3 separate regions of the Mus musculus genome follow, and all the other regions are linked to region 2. The links are chromatin loops, found by intact Hi-C in ENCODE. Cell type or tissue: left cerebral cortex. All regions are shown on one strand.

Region 1 (8,000 bases), 550 kb before region 2:
GGTTATCTAGTGCCAAGGGGACAGCCCTGAATACATACACACAAGTAATATACACACTGAGCAGGTTAGACTTGGGGATATACATGTGTGTAGCAACCATTAATAAAAAGAGAGGCCATAAATTTGAAGGAGACTAAGGAGGGTGTATGGAAGAGTTTAGAGGAAGGGGAAATGACAAATTTTTTGTGATAATCTTAAAAATAAGGGAAATTATTTTTAAAAAGGGAAAAACAAAAATTAGTCTAATAGAAAGGGAACAAAATTGATAAAGATAAAAGAAAAAACATAATTCTTTGAAAAGGTCAATAAAATTGAAAACCCCGTAGCCAGGCTGATAATGAGAACAGCCATAACCAATGTCAGGGCTGGGAGCAGACTGATCCAGATGCTATAGATATATAAAAGACAAGGGATGTGGCGAGCTTCACGTCATGGGAAGAATTCCATTCCTTGGAAGACACAAATTGCCAACATTTCTATGTGACCCATAGAAAAAGAATGACTTAGTCACTGTCTGGATAGTTGAAAATTTGAGTTCCTCATTAAGACGTCTACCAAGAAAGCTACAGGCCCGGCTGGCTTTGCTAGTTCTGTGTATTGCTGGGACAAACAGTAATCCTGCATACATTCTTCAGAGGAAAGTGGGCTTCCTAATTCACTGTGCAATATGACGTCCTGCTGCTAAACCAAAGCCACGGGCAGAAAACAAACTTCAGAGCAACAGCCTCATGACAGCTGACACAGGTTCTAGGTAGATACTCACTCTATGCAATGCCAGTAGCATTCTGAAGGGGTGTTACAGCGTAGATATGTAGCATCTATCTCAGAAATTCAAGGTTTGTTTAATATCCACAGCCCTTGGGCTAGCTGTTTGCTAAGTTAATAGAATCAAAGATAAGTGCCAAAGGGTCACTTCCCAGCCTGTGACAGTACTACCCATTCAAGATGACAGCAAGCAAGACTGAAGCTCAGAAGGGACCCAGGAAGAGCTGTAGCTAGCTTCTTACTCCGTGTTGAACGGTGTGTGTGCTTTGACTATGTTTATGTAATGTGCTCTTGCATTGTTGCCAGTGGAGTAAAAGGACAATAAACCAGTTGCAACAGAACAAGTAAGAGCATTACAGGCCAGCGAGGTGGCTCAGCGGGCAAAAGCACTTGCTGTGCAAGCCTGGGGCCCTGGGTTTGATCATTGGAAGGAAAGAACTGACTCCTGCAGTTGGCCTCCATAGGTATGCCTTGGCATATGTGTCTCCCCAGTGTCATACACACTAGATAATAGCAAGTCAAATATGTAAGTAAGCTGTCTTAATATACATACATACATGTATGTATGTATATGATTACGTATATACATATATGTGTGTGTGTATGTATATATATACACACGTTTATACATGCATAATGTACGAAAGCTAAAAAAAATGAATTGAACTAGATTGTAACAAAATACAAGTTCTACCAACAGTTATCATCTGGAGGATGAAGTAGCAGCTCATAGTAGCAACAATTTAAGGGTTTTAATAGTAATTTTAATTAAATAAATATACAGTCTATACTGAAACATTGGTGGGGTGGGTTGAAAAATCCTAAATAAATAGAGAATTCTTCATGTTCCTTACATGGGAAAATTAGTATTATTTAGATAATTTGGGGGACTTTGCCATCAGTAAAGTCGGTGGAATTAGAACAGTAAAAATTAGGTCAGGCTTGTATGAAGAAACTAACAATGTACTTTGAAAATGTATTAGCTGAGATAAGTTTTAGAAAGGTTGGAGGACTTAACAGTACCTGATACCAAACACGCTATAAAGCTAAAAGAGTTAAACCCGACTGGAATTTGCATATGTCAACACTCTTGTCTTGTTTAATTGCATCTTTTTCTGTGTGTATGCTGGATAGGACTGGACTAAGGGCCGTGCGGATGCTGGATAAGCCTGCTGCCACTGAGCATCCTGGAGCGTGATTGACATAGGGTTTGATGTGTGACTTATTCTACCCTTTAACCTGTTCCCAGGATGGTCTCAAACTCACTGTGCTGCTGCCCCCACCTTTGATTTTGTGCTACTCTACCCAACCGAACTATTTTTAGATAAACGGAATAGTTCAGAAATAAACTACACAGATGATAAAATGAATTTCAGCAAAGGCAGAATAAATCATTGAGAAAAAATATTTCTTTGTGTTTGTATAAGTAGAGGGGATAGTGTGTGTGTGTGTGTGTGTGTGTGTAGGTGTACATGTGATCAGAATACACCTTAGTTCCTTAGGTGTCCGTGTTCTTCTTTCTCAGTGACATCCAGGCTAGAGCTCATGTTGTCGGGTTCTCTTGGCAAAGCACCTTTACCTGCCCCCCCCCCCATTTTGTAAAGAAAGCATTTTTAACAAATGGTGCCAAAACAAGTAGATAGCCACATGGCAAATGATGAACCTTGATCTTACTTTATACCATACATAAATGTTAACTAGCAGTAGATCATTGACCTACATAAGGGTTTAAAGTGCAAAATACCTAGAGGAACAGGAAACATGGCATGTTGTGTTGGGCAGAGTTTTCTTCAGCAGAGCAGTAGTTTAGGGAATGCTTTAAAGAGAGAGCCGAGTGTAGGTCAGTGGTAGGTGCTTGTCTATGTTCAGCCTTCAGCATTGCAAAAACCAATCCGTGAGTAAGCATACTCTGTTTGGCCCATATGCAGAATATGCAAAGAGCCTCTATAACTCCATAATAGGACATCCCAACGGAATTGAGTGAACACCAACAGATAATCCATAAGAAAGCATACAGGGAAGCCAGCTCTCTAGGTTCCTGTAATTGTGAATTAACAGGACAGAAATCATCACTTAGCCTTTTAATGGGCAAATTTAAAAGTGGTTCTGATGCTGTGGAGCATCACTGGCAAGGACAGAAGGCAGGGTTCTAGAAGGCACACACACACACACACACACACACACACACACACACACACATACACACTGACCGCAGGCTGCACAGTAAGCTTCTCACACCATTAAACTCTTAACATCAGAGTCTGCAGTCCTCCTCCGTTACAAAGAGAAACAGAAACAGACATGTATGTGATAGCATCGCTCCCAGAGCCTCCCATTGCAGATAAGCCAGTCCTGCTCAGAAGCACCTGCGAAGTGACGTTAGTCAGCCAGCTTCTGCAGCTGACCCCTTCCTAGTGAAAGCCTGCGAAAGCCAAGCTGTGCCCTCCATCTGCTTGGTTCCGAGAATCTAGGTAGAATGTTGGTTGTGAAAGGCAGGAGGGACTTTGGGTGAACAAACCTGTTGTGGATGTTGAGTGCTTTTAGTTAATGCGACTGTGAATTCTTGGAGCTTATGTGTACTTGATAAACAAATCACACTTCCACTTGATAAAGCCTTTAGTAAACAGACCTCACACGGCACAGTGATGTGTCTTTGTTGTTTCCATATGTTATGCTACTGTTTGTTTTAACTGGGTCTCACTGGTGGGTAGATAGCTATCTAGTAAGGAAGCAGAGAAGCTCAGTGGGGTTGTTACTTTAGGCAGAGCACTCAGAAATCTCACTGATACAGAGAAACAGCAGAGACCTATGAAGAAGCTTAAGGAAATCCAGTCAGGTGGTTTTTGCTGTGTGTTACACATTTCTCACTAAGACAGTGTCCTGCAGTTTTTATTGGAGCTGCAAGTGAGCTCTTACCACATCCCACTGACTAATTTGTGCCCTCACAGGCCCTGTTTCATGTCATCACCTTTTCCTGGGGACAATGGCTATAGTTTTTATGCATTATTATCTTCTAGTTCTTGCTTCTGTCCTTTGCTTGCAGGAAGCGGTTGGTTAGTTTATTTGAATGAGTTGTGCTGAGATGAGTTAGGCCACTGCTCTGTGTTAATCTGTGTTTTCTTAGTTCAGTGTAGCACTAGAATGTAAGCGGAGCCTTACCTAGGCATACAGTGAGAACCAGACACGCAGGTGTAACTTCCTGACCGTATTGTAGCTTGACTTGTCAACTAGCATGGCTGTAGGGTGTGGTTAAGAGAACTGCACCTTCAAAGGTCGGAGGAGCGGAGCGAAGGGTTCCCAAGATCCACTAAAGGATCAAGAGGGATTATCTGGAAATAAGTGGCCAGGTATAAAGACACCTTTTGTCATTTTGTGGTAGTGTGTGTGTGTGTGTGTGTGTGTGTGTGTGTGTGTGTGTGAGAAAGAGAGAGAGAGAGAGAGAGAGAGAGAGAGAAAGTGAGTGTGTGAGAGGGGGGAGGAGAGAGAGAAAATGAATGAATGAACGAACGAACGAGCATGGATTTATGTTTATACATGTAGTCCCTGCTAAGACCAGAAGAGGGCATAGGTTCCCCTGAAGCTGAAGAAACAGGTGGTTATGAGCTGCCTGATACCTGTGTCGGGAACTGAATCCAGGTTCTCTGAAAGAGCAGCAAGAGTTTCAGCCACTGAGCCATCTCTCCAGCCATCACTTAATCTAATTTTAAATCAGTTTGGTCTGAGAGCTCAGTCACCCGTAGCGAAAGATGAATGAGTAGTGCATGATCAGACTCTTCCAGTAGGTGGCAGCAGAGTGCTTTACATCAGCTTTCTGGCTTGCCTGTTACATCGTCCTAGATACTGAATATTCTTTTAGTTAAGGCCATTGCCGAGGCCTTCTTTTTTGTTGTTGGTGGTTTTATTGTTGTTGTTATCTGTCACATTATGTCAAATATTGCAAGGAGTTAAAGTAATAGTTTACTTTTTACAGGTTCTATTTGCTAACAACTCTTTAACTGCAGTTTTCACCCGCTACGGTATTATTAATATTTCAACATACCATTTTCTGCCTCGCAGTCTCTTGTAAGAGACTCCAGCTGTTGTAGTCTGGAACTAAATAAGATCTTATTAAACAGTACATAAGTATTTAATCACATAGATTTGGAGGCATTTTGTGCCTGTGAAGAACATTTTTTTTTTTTTTTTTTTTTGTACATAACAGCTGAGTTATGTAGGAGCATTGTCATGCTTGTCACTAGGCCCACCTGGGCGCTCTTCCTCGGCTGGTTTACTTGCTGCCAGGAAGTCGGGTCCACCATGTAGGGGAGGTCATTCTTGTCTCTGTCCCAGGGACACAGGGACGCCAGTGAGATGTGAGCCACAGCTTGCTGACCTTTGGCGCCACAGGAAGGGCAGCGTAGGTGGCGAAGGTCTGTAGCTCAGAGAGCCGCTGGGTAGATGATCCCTGGGAGGTTTCCTTCCCAGGGATCTGTGGTTTAGGAGTCTTTACAACAGTCGTTTGAAAAGCAGTATTTATACAGTGCTGAGGTTTCTCCCGTCTTTGCAACTAAAGCACTTGCTGATACGCTCACAGGACCGTCTGTAGCTGAACTCGAGGTCCTGTCTCAGTCCTGTGCACAGACTGTATCATGCTGTGCCATTCAGCACAGGTCTCACCTGCTTCTTTCATGGAACATAGCAGCAGCACCTTGGTTCTTTGCCTCCCCCTCCACACACACACACACACACACACACACCCTACTAAATTTTAAAACAAGTCTGGCTGACTGTAGGATGCTGTAATTCAGAGCAGCAGTGTTGCTGTGCATGCTTCTCTTTAGGCCAAGAAGTAGCACAAGGAAAAAACACAAAAATAGCTGGAGACAGGGGAGAAGTGTGATTCAGGCTGCGATCGGAGGCTGAAAGTCTCAGGTTGACCAGCAGGAGGGGCGAGGTGCTGCGGGTCTGCTGGCAGGGCCTATCTTTAAACAGTGTTGCTCTTCCCCCTCCTCCTCCCGTTGACTTGGGCTTGATAGCTTGCTACTAGAATGTGCTTTCCACTGAGACACTTAATACTGTGTTAAGCCTGGGCAAGTCCTCAGCATCATCCATCGCATTGAACCCTTCACAGTCCAGGATAACCGGCTGGTCCCTGATAACTCTGCCCTGATAGACTTGCTCTGTCTCAGCAGCCACTGACCTTTTCATTCTGGTTTAACCCTAGCTGATCCCACGGTTAAGGATTTAATCGGAGGCTTCACTGCTCTGCATTACGCTGCCATGCACGGCCGGGCCCGGATTGCACGCCTGATGTTAGAGTCTGAGTACAGGAGTGACATTATTAATGCAAAAAGCAATGATGGCTGGACTCCCCTCCATGTGGCTGCCCACTACGGTAGGGACTCATTTGTCCGGCTCCTCCTGGAGTTCAAGGCTGAAGTTGACCCGCTCAGTGATAAAGGTACAACGCCACTTCAGCTTGCCATCATCCGAGAGCGGTCAAGCTGTGTGAAGATCCTTCTGGACCACAACGCCAACATCGACATCCAGAACGGATTCCTGCTGCGCTATGCTGTGATCAAAAGCAATCACTCTTACTGCCGCATGTTTCTTCAGAGAGGAGCAGACACAAACTTAGGGCGTCTAGAAGACGGACAGACTCCTTTGCACTTGTCTGCCCTCCGTGATGACGTGCTCTGCGCACGGATGCTGTATAACTATGGAGCGGACACGAACACAAGGAACTATGAAGGTCAGACTCCACTGGCCGTTTCCATAAGTATTTCAGGAAGTAGTCGGCCGTGTTTGGATTTCTTACAAGACGTCACAAGTATGTAATACAATTACTACTATTATTGCATCTTTTCCTCTTAATCCGAACCTTCTGAATTGCTTGAGGTATTTCTGTAATCTGAGCTGACTAGGAGCTAACCATTCTTATAAGTCCTGCTTGGTAAGTAGTACTCATTTACCCAAAATCCCATTGCGTTGATAAAAGGGGACAGTAAAGTTTTGTGTCAAGGACAGACACTTTTCAAAATGGATGGAGCTGAAAGTTAGAATAGGGTGGTTCCCCTGCTCCGAGTGATAGCCTGCCTGGGCCTGTGCAGGTTCAGATGGAAGAACTAGAAAGGAGGGTGGGATCTTAGATTGCTTAGCTATGGAGACGGTTTTGTACTTTCTTACTAAGTTCCACATGAGAGGAAGGCCACTCTGGATTATTTAGACACCCCAGGAATAGAGGCTAAGGAAGATCTGTGAAAACACTAGGTTCCTAGGCCACACGGCTTCCATCAGCGTCTGCTCAGCTTCTGAGAGACACTTCATCTCACTCGGCAGCAGCCGATGGCCATGCTGTCCTCTGAGTGCAGCTGTTAGTTTGCATGGGCTTTGTTACCTTCTCTTGTCGGCTTCCCTACCACCTAAGTGATGTAGCACAGGGTAACGTGTGACCCAGGAGGCTGACGTCTATAAGCGCCTTAGATTAACCCGGCTGTGCTGTTCCATGCCTCGATGCCTTTCCCCACGTGATCTTGATTACAGAAGGAAGGCTGGCTTCTGATTATGATTTATAAGAGGCCAGTTTTAGTTTTGAGTTTTTAAAAAGCCAGGAAGTGGAGCAAGTAAACAGAGAGGACAGTAGACCTGGAGGACATGGAGCTGTGTGGAGGGACCAGGTGGCATGGCAGTGAGGACACACAGCTGCAGGCCTGAGATGAACGGCCCTTCCCCTAGGCCCGGCTAGAGCAAGGGAGAGTGGAGCCGCTTGTCCATGTGCCCACGAGGACATAATTGTGGAGCCTCGAGGGTCTGGGGTGTTTGGGCCTTTGGGGTTGCATAACAGCTGAGGGGGAAAGCAAATTATGGAAATGCTTTCCTAAACCAAAAGAGGAACTTATTTATACAAGAAGGGGGAGAAGCAGAAGAAATATTGTTGAAAGAGTACAGGTGTGTAACTCTGTGAAAATATTCAAGCGTAGCGTAACCCAAGGACATGGCTAACTAAAGGTGGACCCTACCAGAGGACCTGGTGATAATTTAGCTGAGATTTCTGTTGTCAGCACCCCCCTTCACCACGGTACACAGTTATGTGGTTGATCAATAAGTTCAGACTAGAGAGTTATTAGAACGTGGGCAATATTTTAGAAGGTATTTATTTTCACTCCGTGCGTTCTGGTGTTCTGCCTGCCCATATCCCCGTGTCCCGTGTGTATATAGTATCCAGGACAGCCAGCAGGCACTGGGTCCTGTGGAAC
Region 2 (8,000 bases):
TCAATTTTTGACAAAGATATTAAGTCAAAGAACATCTGGAGAACTATAGCCTACTTGCTCTCAAACTACTCCGCTAGTCCACATACAGCCTGCCACCTGTGGCCTCTGGCCATTCAGAACTGTTCTTAGCACGACGCAGCCTCTGGACATTAGCAGCAGGAATGGTGGTCAAGCCTTTAAACGCTTTAACTGCTCTTTCCTCAATCCCTCACTTGAGTTAAAGAAAGAAGAGATCCAGCCATGCTTGTTTTCTTATACCGTCTGCTGCCTGAAAACTTAGACCAGAAACTGGATTCAAAAGCCAAGTTATAAAAGCACTGGTTAAAAAATGTAAAAACAAACATCAACTAGTATAGCCCTGCTCACAAAGCTCAGCCCCAGAACATCCGTGCTCTGAAACCATTCCTGCCACTGAGTCTCTGCCTGGAAGAACGCCAGACTTCACCCGTACAGTAAAGGTTTTTGTACTTCACACACACAAAAGTTTCCACGAGTCCCTTCCTTCACCTGGGTCTACCCCTCTTGTATTTCAGATTCACTTCAATGCAAATACAGTTCTAACCATGCCCTCCACTCTAAAACCATCTCCTTTTCTAAAGGCAGCTTTGGCTAATCCCTTTGTTAATCCTGAACATGATCGCTGCCACTTCTACTGACTCCTTTAGCCTACTAGGGCCCAGTTACTTCCTACCACGCATACGCCTTGGTGGCTGCGCTGGGGAACACCAGGCTGCAGTCTTACAATGACTAAATCGATCACACAAACTGTTTTTCCTCAAGGTTCTTTTTCTCTACTTAACAAACCAGAGTGTTGCTCAAAGGCAGAGTGGAAACGCTCACCAAAAGTGAGAATCTTAAAGTACAGTACGGAGGAGCCCTAGCCAGGTTAATTTAAGCGGGCTCTCCCTTCGAAATGACAAAGTGCCTATTTTAGAGACTCAAATTATAACTCTGCCTCCACTATCGCAGGTACAACATTGAATTTCGCCACCACCTTATGGGGGAGACTCGTTCCTTTTAACAAAGAAGTCTTGAACACAGAAAGCTTACGTGTCTCCCTGGAGATGAGGTTGAGAGGCACACACACTGAGGCCAGCGTACTCAATCCCAAAGCCTTGCCCTTGAGAGATGCTCACCATCCTAAGCCCTGCTGCCTTTGCGCTGAGCCGCTGGCAGCTACCAGAGAAGCCTCCGGGGAACCCGTAACGCCGCCCGCCCGCCAGCCAGGATGCCGGATGCAGGCGATGGCATCCACGAAAGGGGGGCTCACCTGTAGGCGGCCACGGCGCGGGTCTGCAGGTATTTCTGGGCTGTCATGACTCCCACGAAGAGAAAGTTCCTGTCGCGCGGGACGCCCTCCGCGGCCGAGCCCTGCGGCCAGAGCTGCGCCCCGCGCGCATCGCCGCGCGCCCCGCCGGGCTGCGACGCCTCCTGCCCTGGCCGGCATCCCTCGGGACTGGGGCGCCGCCGCGGGCCCACTCGCTTCAGCTCCGAGGCGCGGGGCAGGACGAGCCGCGAGGCCAGCACGAAGCCCAGCACGAGCCCGAGCAGCATGCTGAGCCAGGCGCGCCGGCCGCGCGCGGCCATGCCCGCGCCCCTCCGCCCGCCGGGCCGCTGTCCCGCTGTCCCCGCCGCAGGCTCCGCGCGCCCTCAGCCCACCGCCCCCGCCCGCGGAGGCCAGCCCGCCCTAGCGCCGCCAGGCCCGGCCCGGGCAGCGCCGCGGCCGCCGCGGGCCCGCCGCGCCCATCGCGGCTCCCGAGCCGCCCGCAGGCCCCGCGCCGGCGCTTTGTTCCGCGCGCCCGCCCGCACCGCCGCGGCCTGCGCCTTTAAGAGGGGACCATGCCCCGCGCGCGCGGCCGGCGACTCCGGCGCGAGGCGACAGCGGCTCCCGCGGCTCGCGTCCCCCGGCTGGCTCGGCTCGGCTCGCGCTGCGCCCGCCCTCTCGGTGCCCTGCGCCGCCTCTGCAGCTGCACATCCTCCGGCTTAGCGCGCCATTGCAAAGGAGCCCCTCACGTCACGCACCGCGCGTTAAGAAGCGGCCCGCCGGCGGCGTGCCGTGGCCCCTCTCGGGATCCGTCCGCGCCTCGTGATTGGCGCAAAAGTGAATGGGGGGCAGTTCACGTGGCCAAAGTTTAACCAAAAAAAAAAAAAAAAAAGCACCCGCCCCGCAGTCTGCGGCCAGGCAGGAGGGGCGTGGGATAGCATCGACGACAGCGGGGCGGGCGTCCCTCCAACCCCCACTGCCCGGTACCCGCGGCCACGCCCCCGTCGCCAGCATTGGGAGCCGGCGGTCCGGCACCGCACGTGGACTGAGTTGACCGGCTCCCCAGATGCCCCGAGAGCCGCCACGCCCTTCCCTCCCCGGGCCGACCTCCCGACTCGGTGGCCAGGACAGCGGGGTCCACACTGCAGCTTTGTACGCTGCAGGCGGGGCTGGAGCCACACACGGCCACAGTTCACCTAGGAACGCTAGGGGATTTGCGGGCTGGGGAGCGAAACGTGAATTCGCTAAGTAGCTAGGGCTGCCCTCGAACTCAGAGAATCTGAGATCTGTCTCTGCCTCTCGAGCGCTGGGCTTAAAGGCGAGCGGCACCAAGCCCGGCATATTAGTTTTTTAAATGGATATTGAAGAGATGGGTGGGTGAGTTACCACTAGATGATAAATACCTGTATTTAGTCCCAGTGAGCAGAGAGCTGGTTAGTACCCCCCTCACCTAAGTCTGTCAGTATTTTTAAGAGTAGATTTATAAAACGGATATGGATTGTGTACGTGGTGTGGGGGATGGGTTCTCGGGAGCCATACACCTAGTTTTTTGAAACAGGATCTCTTACTATTCTGGAGGTCTCCAAGTAAGTTAGGCTCGCTGAATGGATTTTTAAGTTGGATACCAGTTTCCCTATATTTGCTCTGTCTTAACTTTTATACGTTTTGTTAAAAACGAAAGCCCTTCAACTTGGGTGCCCACATGACAAATGTTTGTAAATACCAATTTTATTTCTTAGTCACCAATGTGTTAGGATTATAATCGCAAAGTAGCCACTTGGACCTGCTCTAATAGAGCCCAGGTGCTAGCTGAAGCTGCAGATCGTTTTGAACTCCAGATCCTCTTGCTTATGGAACTGGAGTCACCTGAATTCCAGGCCTGTGTGCTACCAGCCCTGGTGCCAGGGATCAGCCACTGGACCTCTGATACACTGGGCCAGTACTCTATCCTCTGAACTACGGTCCCAGAGCCTAAGAAGTTCTCATTTAATCAATCAAAGAAACAAACAAAAAGATAGAAAATGGGGCTGGAGAGATGGCTCAGCGGTTAAGAGCACTGACTTCCAGAGGTTCAATTCCCAGCAACCACATGGGGGCTAACGACCATTTGCAATGGGATCCGATGCCCTCTTCTGGTGTATCTGAAGACAGCGACAGTGTACTCGTGCATAAAATAAATAAATATTAAAACAACAACAAAACAAGAGTGCTTCGAGTGGGGTGGGGTGGGGTGGGGTGGGTGGATGGGCAGCCTATTCTTGTAGCTCCTTTTCATGATTAATAAATCAAACAACAGAAATATTCCAGTTTAAGCCACAAAGCTGTGTGAAGCACAGTCCTCCCCACCACTGAATGGTGGCTACTCCTGTTTATTCTTTGGATAGTACCACTTTCTTTGACACGTGTGATTTATTTCAAAAATAGTTCATCGCCTCCCCTCCCCTGACTCTCCCTGTAAGAGATGGTCCACATCTAAGGATAAAATATTCATTGTGTAGTGAAGACCAGATTCCAGCAGTGGTCTCTGGGAAATACAGGACACCTAGCCATGAATTACAGGCTGGGAAACCATAGAGAAAGGTTCCAGTAAGACCATAACCACAAACACCAAGACGTCACCAGAGCCCCCAAGTTCAGCAGCTGCCCCATAATTCATAATTCACACTGATTTACATAAAGCGCAAATCTGGCAAGACACAGATGTTGGACGCTGTGACATAGTCAATGCCCTCACTATCTTCAAGCCTGCTTTCGACGGGTCTATATTTTCTAAACTTAAGTCCAATGAAAAGACAGGAATGTGTGTGTGTCAGGAATTTGCTGAGAATGTTGAACATCTTGTTCCCAGCTCCCCGCTTCCTAGAAGTCCGTCAGTTACCAAGTCAACAACTGATGAATAGAGAAGCTATGACCCTGCGTCGCTCCTCAGAGAGTTAAAATTACTACATTTATTCAGTGTGTGTCTGTCGTGTTCATGCTCATGCTATGATACCCGTGTGGCGGTCAGAGGGAAACTTTGAGGAGTTGGTTTGCTCTCGCCACTCTGTGGAGCATGACAATCGCACTTAAGTCATCAGGCTTGGCAAGCACCTTTACCTGCTAAGCCATCTTGCTAGCCCCTTGTAGATGTTTGATAGCACACATACCACCTGACCTGGATGCATGTCTAGCCCGGAATGGGATGTGAGTTCCACACTGAGTCCTACCTGGCCAAGTCCAGAGTCTTGGGATCTGTCAGTTCCTTGTTTCTATGTGGGTGTTCCCACTGCAGCACCCGAAGGGCTCCGTGGTAGCAGCTCTAGGCTGGTGTTTCAAAATGTATGCCCAAGTGGCAGCTCACCTACTTTTCTGCTTGCATGAGTGCAATTCGTTATGATGTAACTAAGACTGATCTCTGCCTACGTCCCCTGCTCTCACAGATGGCAGCTTTGTTCGCTCACGTGGCACTTTTTTTCTGCTGCTAATACATGTGACTGCTTCTTTATAACAGGTATAACATTTTGTAGGATTTGCTGCAATTTCTTGGAAACCTTCGGCAAATACCTCAATTGTTTGTTGGCAGCATGCCTCAAATAGCTGACAGGGTTCCCTGTACAAGCTTCCTTAAAGACACAGCAACTGGACTCAAGCCTCAAACAGAGGTCCCTGGAAAAGCAGTCATCTTTAAAAAAAAAAAAAGTTAAACGTTCAGAAATGCTTCTTTTGTTTTTTCAGCGGTTCTGTCTGCTGCCTGTAATGAACAACTGCAATGGCCACTCTAATAACACCACTTAACCCTGATTAGTCCAGTGGAACTTTGCTTCAGTACTAACACTACTTTAAACTCACAGTCAAGAGCCTCATTACCTTAGTCATTCTTCAGAGCACATGCCTGCACTCCTAGCTGAGGCAAGAGGACTGTCAGTGCAAGGCCTGGGAAAGTTGCTGGGATCCTGTTTCAAACTTAAATAAGGAAAGGAAAGGAAAGGGGAAGGGGAAGGGGAAGGGGAAGGGGAAGGGGAAGGGGGAGGGGGAGGGGGAGGGGGAGGGGAAGGGGAAGGGGAAGAGGAGGGAAGGAAGGGTTTCAGGTATAGCTGAGTGTTTGCCTATTATACACATGGCCTGGGTTCAATTCCCAATACCACCCCCCCCCAATTTTTCCTCAATATTTCCCTGTATTTGGAGCATTTCCAGTCTGAGGCAGGAAATGACAATCCATTGTTGATTATGTTACAGCTGCCTGACAGAAGCGGATGTGACATTTGTCAGCTAGGACGTCCTTAGTGCTTGCATTAGCCAGGGTTCTCTAGGGGAACAGAATGAGTAGACCCTATATACGTTAGAATGACGTTTATTGGATTTGCTTACTGGCTGTAGTCCAACTGATCCAACAATGGCTGTCTCCCATTGGAAGGTCCAGCCATCTGGTAGTTGTTCCATCAATGAAGCTGGGTGTCTCTGCTGGATTCTCAAAGAAGTAGGCACTAGTATCAGGAAAGGAATGCCTTAGCAGCGGGGTAGGTGACCTTGACATAAAAAGTGAGGGCCAGCAGCAAAACTTCTCTTCATTTATGTGGGCTGCTACCAGAAGGTGCAGACCAGATTTAGCTTGGGTCTTCCCACCTCAAAGTATCCGATCAAGACAGGTGTTCCCCGATTCTTGGTTTCCCCGAATCTTGGTTTCCGTTGATTCCAGACTTAGTCAAGTTGACAACCAGGATTAGCCATCACAGGCACCTCATGCATCCTTGGTCTACTTGTGAGTTCTATATGCAGTTTCTGTGAGGCATGTTTCTTATACAGGCAAGCATGCAGGTGCACACATGTATCTCAGAGACAGATAGCTAGAAGACACAGCACAGCACTGGCAGCCAGCCAGATGAAGTAGAATAGCCAGATGAGAAGATTAACCAGTAGGTGGTGATGCACAGACACTCAGGAGATAGTCTAAATGTCTTTAGGGGACGCCTTCATGACAAGGTTTGCTCTAGTCAAAGGCTTGATCCTCCTTTAGCAAAGAAAGATCTATAACTAAACATCAGTTAAATGCCATTACTCTAAAGCGAGGCCAGAGTTTCCACAACTGCACAATTTGAGCAATGGTCCCATCCTCAGGAGGACACCTCTCCCTTCTGCATCCCACTCCCCCAGTGCTTGTCAGCTGGTGACTCATGCCAGGGCTCGGTGAGCTGACCCAGAGCACAGTCACCTGAAGGTTCAGGTCCTGGTGGTTTGTGGAGCCACTGCAGAAGTGGAGAGCAAACGCTCTTTGCTTTTAGTGGTCTAACGAGCTGTAGAGGAAACCTTCTGCTACTGATTGACCCAGAAGACATTTGGATCTACAAACATCTAAAGTATAATTTTGGAGGTAAGAAAAAACATTTACCGGGTATCTTTGGCTGCTAAGTGATCCACCCATGTTACACATCCTGTTAACAGTGCTAGGTCATCTTGTCTTACCACTTACCCAGTAGGTGCTAACTGTTGTCAGCCAAGAAATGAAGGCCTTTCTGAGAAGTGTCAGGAATAAGGGCGAGATGTGCTTTGTGACTCACTTTGAGGCCAAGTTTTTCGTCGTCAGTAGTGGCAGTGGTACTTACTTATCCCTTCCTTAGCCTGTGGTGTGAGTGCATGCATACCCGGGAGAGGTACACATGTGGACTTGAGTATAGAGGCCTAAAAGTTGATGTTGGGTGTTTTCTTTGGTTACTCTGCACTTTATTTATTGAGGCACAGTTTCTCAACAGAAGCAACGTTCTCAAAATCAACTAGTCGAACCAGCTTGCCACAGGGATCCCCTTTCTTTGTCTTTTCTGGGCTTACAGGCAGCTGCCACTGCTGCTCTGTTTTGATGTGGTTTCAAGGGATCCTAATTGGGCCTTGAATTAGCCTAGCAAGAACTTTACCTACTGACCCACCTCCTTGGCCTCTACGTTAGCTTTTGACCTAGCAATCTCACTTCTAAGAATTCTCCCTCATCCACACCAGTACAAAGTGCCACTTGGATGGGTTATTCTGGGCTCCATTGTGTGTGAGGGTGAACTGGGCAAACCAAATGTCCATTTGTAAGACTGTGAATGGGGAGACAGTTGCTGCTCTATTTGTGATGGGGTTATGTTCTGCTATCCCATTGTAAGTTGGAACTGTTTTAAGTGGGAAGGCTGTGGAATGTACCTAGTGTACTAAAACACCCCAGTGTAGCTAGCTACAGGACCCACCAGAAGCTGATTGTCTCCCCTAGGAATTATGTGGCTGATGGGGTGAGCGTACAGTCCAGCATCAGGAGAGAGGACTGATCACAGATCACCAGTCTAGGAAAAGAACGAAAGTCGAAGTGCGGTTTCTACTGAATGCATTTTACTCTTGCCCTATGCTAGAGAAAAGAGAAGGGAAAAAAAAAAAACAGCCCAGAAGCTACACTCTCTTTCTTCCAATAATGTATTTATTTATTTACTTTACATCTTCATCACAGCCCCTCTCCCTCCTCTCCTCCCAGTCCCACCACTACAAGTCTCTCCCCCTATTATCCCCTCTTCTGCAGAGAAGGGGAAGCCCCCCTTGGGTACCACTTCACCCTAGGACACCCAGTCCCAGCAGGACTAGAAACCTTCTCTCCCACTGAGGCCCAACCAGGCAGTCTAGGTAGGAAAGGGGACCCAAATGGCAGGCAATGGAGTCAGACACAGTCCACACTCCGATTGTTAGGGGACCGGGTGAAGACCAGGTTGTGCATTTGCTACAAGTGGGTAGTGGGTCT
Region 3 (8,000 bases), 140 kb before region 2:
AATGCTGCCCTTGGGGTAGCAGACTGCTTCCTGGAACCGAGTCTTCTAACTATCTGTAGCAGGGGCTGCAGCTGTCACATCCGGTCAGAACCCAGGAGTATGTTGGCCCTGAAAGACCATCTCTCGAGAAGGTCGGGACAGATGCAGAGATGCTGTGACACCTGGACGGAGATTCCCATACCTTTCAACTCCATCTCCTGTGGGAGTTTCAGAAGCACAGGAAAGTCTGTTTTTGAGTGTCACACCTCTGAGAAGCATGAATGGCCTCCACCAGGCAGTGCCAGACCACCTGGCCAATTGGAACAACTTTTCTCAGCATTGGAGCCTGGCCTCAAAGCCAGACCTTTAGCACCATGGTGCATCCTCACTCCTTGCCAGAGCCTGCTTCATGCTTCCCTGCTGATTGTTTTGTTTTGTTTGAGACAGGGTTTCTCTGTATAGCCCTGGCTGTCCTGGAACTCACTCTGTAAGACCAGGCTGACCTCGAACTCAGAAATCTGCCTGCCTCTGCCTCCTGAGTGCTGGGATTAAAGGCGTGCGCCACCAACGCCCGGCGCTTCCCTGCTTATAAAGTCTGTGAGGCAGAGTCAGGACTCACTCACGTGAATGAGCCTCTGCACAGGCTGCTGGCTCCCCACCCCCACCCCAACCCCTCAGCTGAGCTCTTAGGAGCTATGTGATACTTTTTGGTGGCCCCATGCTCTCCTGACTCCACCGCCCAGACACACGCCCCTAGGCTCCCAGCTTCCGAATCTACTTCAGTCTAGGTATACCGCCCTGAGACTTCATCAGTTCCAGTACGTGCCAGCCTCCACAGGCTGCTTCCAGAAGCCATGGCCCCTCAGAGTGCCCAGTACACCAGAGCATTTTCAGTTTAATGGAGACACTGTTCTCACACAGCAATACTGTCTCCCTTTTCTGTCTCCACTGACAGACACACTTTTTTAGACAGATGACTAGTGGGCTCCTTGTGGTTAAGCTCTAAGGCCTCACAGACACTCCCATCCTTAAGGCACACCCAGCCTCTGTGGGCCACTACTTTGTAGCTCTTGGGCACACGATACTCAGTTTCCCTTCGCTATACTGAAATGTCTGAGATAATTAGCTTTTTTTTTTTTTTTTAAAAATCTTTATCTCACAGCCTGAGATCACCCAGGTCCATTGCTTTGGACTTCTGGTGAAGGAACCAGACGGTAATGACCTAGACTGAATGGCAAAGCTAACTGTCTACCTCACAACTAGGAAGCAAAGAGAAAAACCAATCAGGGTCCCTAAATCTCTCAACGCAGGAGGCTGATGGACCCTAACCACAGAAGGGCCTCGGTCTGAATGGGAGGAGCCAATGCAAAGAACCCCAGCGTGACTTATCCCAAAGGGACACAAGGAAGAACACGCTCTATCTACCAGGGTGCGTGTTTATGTTTCCTTAGCTCCGGCTATACATCCCTGAGGCCTTTAGGCACGACACACCACCTCAAATTCCTCACACTGTGGCCTGAGAACAACAGGGGTTTCCATCATTCACCAGAGATCCACACCAAAACCCATCACTGTTCACTCAGGTACAACTCTGGCTTTGGCCTCTAAATCAGTCCCTCTCAGGCTTGGGTTTGGCCCCATCTTTAGTTCCAGCCTCAGTTGAGTCTGTGGCAGACCTGACAGGACTTGGCATACCTTCTAGAAGATACTCTTCTATCCTCTGAGCCATACCTGGCCCCTGCTCTGGGAGTACACACTGGTTTCTAGAAGGGCACAGAGCAGATCTCCCTCAGCACAGAAGCTAGAGCTGCCCACCACACTCCTCCTCAGAAGGGCATCCTCTGAGGGGTACTGGGTTCTGTGTAGGGTGAAGCAATCCCATGTAGAACCACCACCCCTCTAACTTCAAGGACCATACCAGCCAGCCCTTCTCACACAGGACAGCCTCTGCCCAGATCTGCAGGGGAAACAGGAGGAGAGAGCAGGGGTGAAGTGGAAGAGACCAGAAAATGCCTCCTCCTCTTGAGGTCACTGCACTCTCAGATCAAGGCAGCCAGACAGTAAAGGCCTGTGAGCTCTCTATCTGAGTTGTAGTGATAAAAGTAGTTTGTTTTAAAGAGCTATTTGTTTTTATTTTATGTATACGCCCACAGACCAATCTGGTGAGAGAGTTTTCTCACTTAAGGCTCCCTCTTCCCAAAGGATTCTGGCTTGCATCATGTTGACATAAAACTAGCCAGCCCATCCAGGTGTCCGCAGAGGCCAGAAGAAGGTGTCAGATCCCTTGGAACTGAATTTACAGACAGTAAGAAGACCCTGAGTGTACACACACACACACACACACACACACACACACACACGTGTGCACACACATGCATATTTTCTCTCTCTTCCTCTCTCTTTCTCTCTTTCTCTCTCTCTCTCTTTCTCTCTCTCTCTCTCTTCCCCCCCCCTCTCCTTCCCTCCTTCCCTCTCTTTCTCCTTCACTCTTTCCCTCTGTCCCTGTCACCATTCCTCACATACAAGGCAAGCATGATGTCTTCTGTATTCCTGGGGACAAGTCATGATGTTACAGGTAGCCCACCAGTGATGAACACTCAAAGTTCATGGCCTATTCAAAGTCTTAATTCTGGCCAGTTGGGACCACACCACAAAACATGAAGTTTTTAAAGGCAGAGACCTTGTCCAGGCATCTCACTTGCAGCAGCAGCAGCAGCAGGGCCTTCGAATTGTGAGCAGTTTGAAGCAAGGAGTTTGGAGAGAAGCTAAAGTAGGTGGTTTGCCAGCCTGGTGGCAGGAGGAGGGGGGAGGCCCACACAAATAGGCAGGTAAGATGAACGGTTAGCTGGAGAAGGTTCCTCACAAACAAGCAGTCTTTTTTTTTTAAATTTTTATTATATATTTTCTTCATTTACATTTCAAATGCTATCCCGAAAGTCCCCTATACCCCCCCCACCCTGCTCCCCTACCCACTCACTCCCACTTCTTGGCCCTGGCGTTCCCCTGTACTGGGGCATATAAAGTTTGCTAGACCAAGGGGCCTCTCTTCCCAATGATGGCCAACTAGGCCATCTTCTGATTCATATGCAGCTAGAGTCAAGAGCTCTGGGGTACTGGTTAGTTCATAATGTTGTTCCACCTATAGGGTTGCAGACCCCTTCAACTCCTTGGGTACTTTCTCTAGCTCCTCCATTGGGGGCCCTGTGTTCCATCCAATAGCTGACTGTGAGCATCCACTTCTGTATTTGCCAGGCACTGGCATAGCCTCACAAGAGACAGCTCTATCAGGGTCTTTTCAGCAAAATCTTGCTGGCATATGCAATAGTGTCTGCGACAAACAAGCAGTCTTTTTGGGGGGGGGCGGTCGAGACAGGGTTTCTCTGTGTAGTCCTGGCTGTCCTGGAACTCACTCTGTAGACCAGGCTGGCCTTGAACTCAGAAATCTGCCTGCCTCTGCCTCTGGGATTAAAAGCATGCACCAACACGCCCAGCCAAACAAGCAGCCTTAACAAAGGCTAAGTTAGCTAGCATACCCTGACCTTCAGTTTCTAGACTACAGTTGGGTAGTTTTCCAAGGGACGCTCCATCAAGGAGATAGGATTCTAATTAGACCTGGAATCAGCCTCAGCCAGAAGACAAGATGGCGGAGCCTCTGTGCTGCTTTGCCCCGTCACAATGGAGGGAAGAAACTTTGATCCAGAGACTAGGCTATGTGGGTTTTTCTGCCTCAGCTCCTGCACATGGCTGCTCCTATCAGAGGGACCCCAGGCAACGAGGCTCTGTAGAGAAACACCATTGCTCCAAAAGGCACGGGCTGTGGACAAGATTGCACCAAGGCTTCCCTTACTCCCCAGGCCTCAGGAAGGGGACACACTGAAGCTACAGCCTGGAACTAGGAGGAAGAGTTCCCAAATGCCAGAGACACAGAACGATGAGGCCTCAATGGAGGTCAGGGCTTCCTTATGGCCAAGTAAACATGCCACGCTTCCAACTGGACCCCGTCGTGAAAGCTCTCCTGAGCTCTTAGCCGACTGTGATAGGAGCTCAGGGAAATAGTACAGCCTCCCCCCAGCAGTGACCAACACGGTGACCATGATGGCCAGCAGGTGGACTTGGCCAATAAACAAGATGTGCTTCCCTGGGGCCTAGTAGGGAGGAAGGCCGTAGGTGCCAGCCTCCTCAGCCTGGTCCTCCCAACATCAGCCCTGCTCTTCCCTTGGTCAGTTCTCTGGAGCAGTTTCCTCTCCAGAATCCAGGGGGCGCCCGTATGCAACAGCCCAGCCTGTCTCAGCTGTGCAACCTATCTAAACAGGATAGAGCCAGCTAAGAAATGTTTAACTCTGGATTTGTGGCTCCTCTAAGAAGGGTCTGTGGACTTCATGAGTTGACTTTACCACGTGTGAACTCTTCTGGGGAAGAAGGAAACCTTGTGACTATGTGCGGAGTAGGTGATCAGGCAAACAAGGAACCAGAAAAGCCCTGCGTGCCTGGGGGCCAGATTATGGGGGAGACGACATGGAACTTTCTACTTGGTGTTTTGCATTCCATGTGCAATAAGGAAAATGTTAAATGTGTCTTGGCTTTTTCATATCACAGGCTTCTGCAGTCTGTCTCCCTCTCTCCTCCCCACTCTGTCCCTATAGTCTATCTCCTTCCCACCTCCTCTGTGTATGTGTGTGTGTGGGGGGGAGTATATGTCTGTCTTTCTGTCTGTGTCTGTCTGTCTACCTATCTGTCTGTCTCTCTGTGTGTGTCTGTCTCTGTCTCTCTGTATATGTGTGTGTGTGTACCTGTCTGTCTCTATGTATGTCTGGCGGTGCCTTTCTCTCTCTCTCTCTCTCTCTCTCTCTCCACGTGTGTCTGTCTGTCTCTGTCTGTCTGTGTGTCTGTCTCTCGTGCTCTCTGTGTGTGTGGTATATGTCTGTCTGTCTGCCTATCTGTCTGCCTGTGTGTGTTTTGTGTCTGTCTGTCTCTGACTTTGCCTGTCTCTCTGTATGTGTGTGTACCTGCCTGTCTCTGTCTCTGTCTCTGTCTCTCTCTCTCTCTCTCACACACACACACACACTCACATACACACTCACAGAGAGAGAGAGAGAGAGAGAGAGAGAGAGAGAGAGAGAGAGAGTGTATGTGTGAGTTTCCAGACAGAACTCCAGAACTCGCTCCTAGAAGTGCAGGAGCACCAATCCCCATAGCTCACCTCCTTGCTTTGCTTTCTTCATCAAAGCTCCTTAGGACATCTCAGCCCACATGGAAAGCAGCAGGTGTGTCTGTATGTCACTCTCATGGCAGCCACGTGGAAATTACCCTGCCACTGAGAACCAGGCCCTCAGCAAGCAGGGATGGAATAGTAAGCAGCTCTGTCCCTAAGCCCCTAAGTCACACATACAAAAGGGAGGCTCCTGGATTCTCTGCAGACCCCATATAGCCTGACTCCAGGAGGGGGCTCTGCCTGGATTACCTCATCCCAGAACCACACACTGAGATCCAAGACAAAAGTCCCAAAGTCATAGAGAGACGCAGGCTGGCCAGGCTAAAATACTCCATTCAGCTCCATGGTCCTTAGAGCTCCAATTTACCCCGAGCTTACCCAGCAATGGTGCAAGAGAAGTGGAAGAGCCCACCCTGTGCTCCAGGGGCGTGTAGAGAGCCTCCCCAGCAGCCTCTAAGGTGAGAAGAAGGCCAAAGAAAGGCTAGGCCAGGCCTGTCTGTCCATGTCTGAGGCCAACTGAGAAGGGAGCCCAAAGAGCAATGCTGACTCCCACAGATTCCCCTACCCCACCATGCCTCTGTCTAGAGACAGATCTCTGTATATTCCCACTTTGGGCTTGTAACTTTCCCATAACCCACAGAATATGGTATAAATGAAGGGGTATGACTCTAAAATTCAGTCAGAAAAGGCAGTGGGGCAGGTACTCCCCTCTGAAGCTCTAAGACCCCAAACAGGTAGTCTGGCTAGGCTGAGGCCACCACCCTGAGAGGAAACACTCACCACAGAGAGGCCACATGAGGTGAGAGGGACCACCCACCACAGAGAGGGGCATGGAGGCATCTGGTCCCAGATAAGAGCCAGCACCAGGAGGTAGGATAAACACAGATGGAGACATCTTCAGAACATTCTACTCAGGACTTCTCAGCCACAGCCAGGTTATGGGCTGAGACTTCACATGTTACATGGCAGGGGTTAGTCACTCCTACTCTGTCCAAGTCCCAGGCCCACAGAAACACAGTACAGAAAGAGTTGTCACACACTAAGTTCTGGGATACAGACAACAGAGGCGTTCAGAAGGCCAATCAACTTTCTACTTTCATAGATGTTCTAGAGAACTGAGAAGCCAAGGGTTATGATGGTCATGCCTATTTAGCAGGTAAGGACCTAGGCCTAGAGTCTTGAGTACTGTGTCTTGGGGACAAGTGTATCCCGGAGCCAGCACAGTTCAGGCACAGGAAACCATGAGCAGCAGGCCCTGCCTCACAAAGCTACTACTCTGTCCTCTCAGAGGGGCACTGGCAAGTTTGCCAGCTGAGCTGGAGGCTGGATTTGCCAGGCTGTGTTCAATGCATCTGGACCCAATGGATGAATGGGAATCTTGAGTCACAGGTTACTACGGCAACCACCAAGCCCCAGGAGAGCCAAGTGCAGACTACTGAGCTATGAGCTGGTGAACTTGGAGTGAAATTCACCTTGGCTTTGCCACTTGGTTCCGGCCCAGGCTGTTGCTGGGACTCTCTTCTCCATCGGCCACTTTGATACTTTGGGAGTAGACAAATGGAAGTTTCCAGGAAAAAGGAAAGGATGTCAGGCAATCTCTCTGGCTGTGGGGGTGGGGCTGGCAGGATGCTATGCAATCTGGGCAAGGCTCCCAGCTCCGGGGTCCAAATGGCCAGCAGTGGCCAAGGCCATGGTGGTCAGCCACTTCTCTCATTGGTCACTAGACTATCTGTTTTCAGGCAAGAGCCCCTGGGAAGCCGCAACACAGGCGCTTTTATTCTAGCTGCTGAGATGCCAGCCAGGGGACAAAGGGGCAGGAGAGGCCCCTGAGGTGTGGGTTTGTCCTCTCAGAAAGTGGGGCCGGAAACAACCTTCACCTACCCCTATCCACACTGTGCACATGGGAAACAAAGGCCCAGAGAAGCCGCCAGCCCGAAATGTGTCGTTGCCAGGGGCAACCTGACCACAGCGCTGACCAGCCTGGGAAAAAGCTGTTATTCTCAGCGGGGGTGGGTGGGTGTTTGTTTTGTTTTGTTTTGTTTTATTTTTTTTTTTTTTATAAAACGTTGGGTCAGATCAGATTTTTAAAATGCTGCTCCAGGACGTGGTGTTGCCTGAACACCACGTGAAAAGGCCGATCCTGGCAGAAAGGGTTCATGGATCCACTTGGAGAAAAACTCTCACAAACTGCGAGACACTGGCATGGGACTCCTATATCACTAACAGCGAGTCTGTCTGTCCTGTCTGTGTCTGGGTTTGGTCTGTGCTGCTGGTGGATGAACATGGAAACCCCCCCACACACACACACACACTCCTAGCTCGCAGGAGAGACCAGAATGCAGCTCACCTTTGACCTGCACCAGGCCAGCTGTGCCAGGGGTACATGAATGCAGTGCCAGGCAGGCGTGGCAAAAGTATGAGAGAGCATGGGCAGCCGTGCAGAACAGATCAACGGATAAGCAGTGAGTTCAATCACACAGGGCAACTGGCAGGCATGAGCTAAGGCCTCCTGCTCCTGCCCCTAAATTCTGAAAAATGCACGAAAAAAAAACATTTAAGGAAAGAAATTCTGGATTCTGAAGATCATCCCCATTGCCTGAGCAACAGTCTACAGACTGTCCTTACTAAAGTCTGTCTCTAACCCGGTTTTCTTCGGCTCGGAGATGTGGGAGCCGGGGTTTTGAGGGATCAGTAGGAGCTCACCAAATTAGGGCTCGGGCTGGAGAGATGGCTCAGCGGTTAAGAACAGTGACTGCTCTTCTGAAGGTCCTGAGTTCAAATCCCGGCAACCACATGGTGGCTCACAACC

Evidence for each region. Hi-C counts contacts between places; a loop is a spot of excess contacts. Peaks named below come from ENCODE experiments on the same cell type or tissue, not always from the same donor. Only the 100,000 strongest peaks of a DNase experiment are listed, where the experiment ranks them.
Region 1: it touches region 2 in a loop (8-fold over the local background); 27 of 42 quality-filtered maps call a loop at or near these places.
Region 3: a loop joins it to region 2, with 10 times the contacts of the local background. A loop is called at or near these places in 31 of 42 quality-filtered maps.

The regions. Positions count from the first base shown.
Region 1 is chr7:66,658,224-66,666,223 of GRCm38, reverse strand. Asb7 (ankyrin repeat and SOCS box-containing 7) reads left to right here. Exons shown (of 6, transcript NM_080443.2): 5 at 5,969-6,574. Among named protein-coding and RNA genes, the nearest start is that of Asb7, 27 kb to the left of the region's middle. In left cerebral cortex, CTCF peaks have their summits at 4,310 (motif pointing right), 4,517 (motif pointing right) and 5,670; DNase peaks (open chromatin) are centred at 4,523 and 5,551; H3K4me3 peaks cover 254 bases.
Region 2 is chr7:66,103,498-66,111,497 of GRCm38, reverse strand. It overlaps Chsy1 (chondroitin sulfate synthase 1), which reads right to left and starts at 2,006. Exons shown (of 3, transcript NM_001081163.2): 1 at 1,271-2,006. The coding sequence starts at 1,587. In left cerebral cortex, CTCF peaks have their summits at 2,477 and 3,371 (motif pointing left); DNase peaks (open chromatin) are centred at 1,462, 2,020, 3,357, 4,618 and 2 more places; H3K4me3 peaks cover 2,358 bases; H3K27ac peaks cover 1,905 bases.
Region 3 is chr7:66,246,481-66,254,480 of GRCm38, reverse strand. Gm33442 (a long non-coding RNA gene) reads right to left here and starts at 1,858. Exons shown (of 4, transcript XR_003946791.1): 1 at 1-1,858. In left cerebral cortex, a CTCF peak has its summit at 4,238; DNase peaks (open chromatin) are centred at 4,239, 6,637 and 7,084; H3K27ac peaks cover 1,059 bases.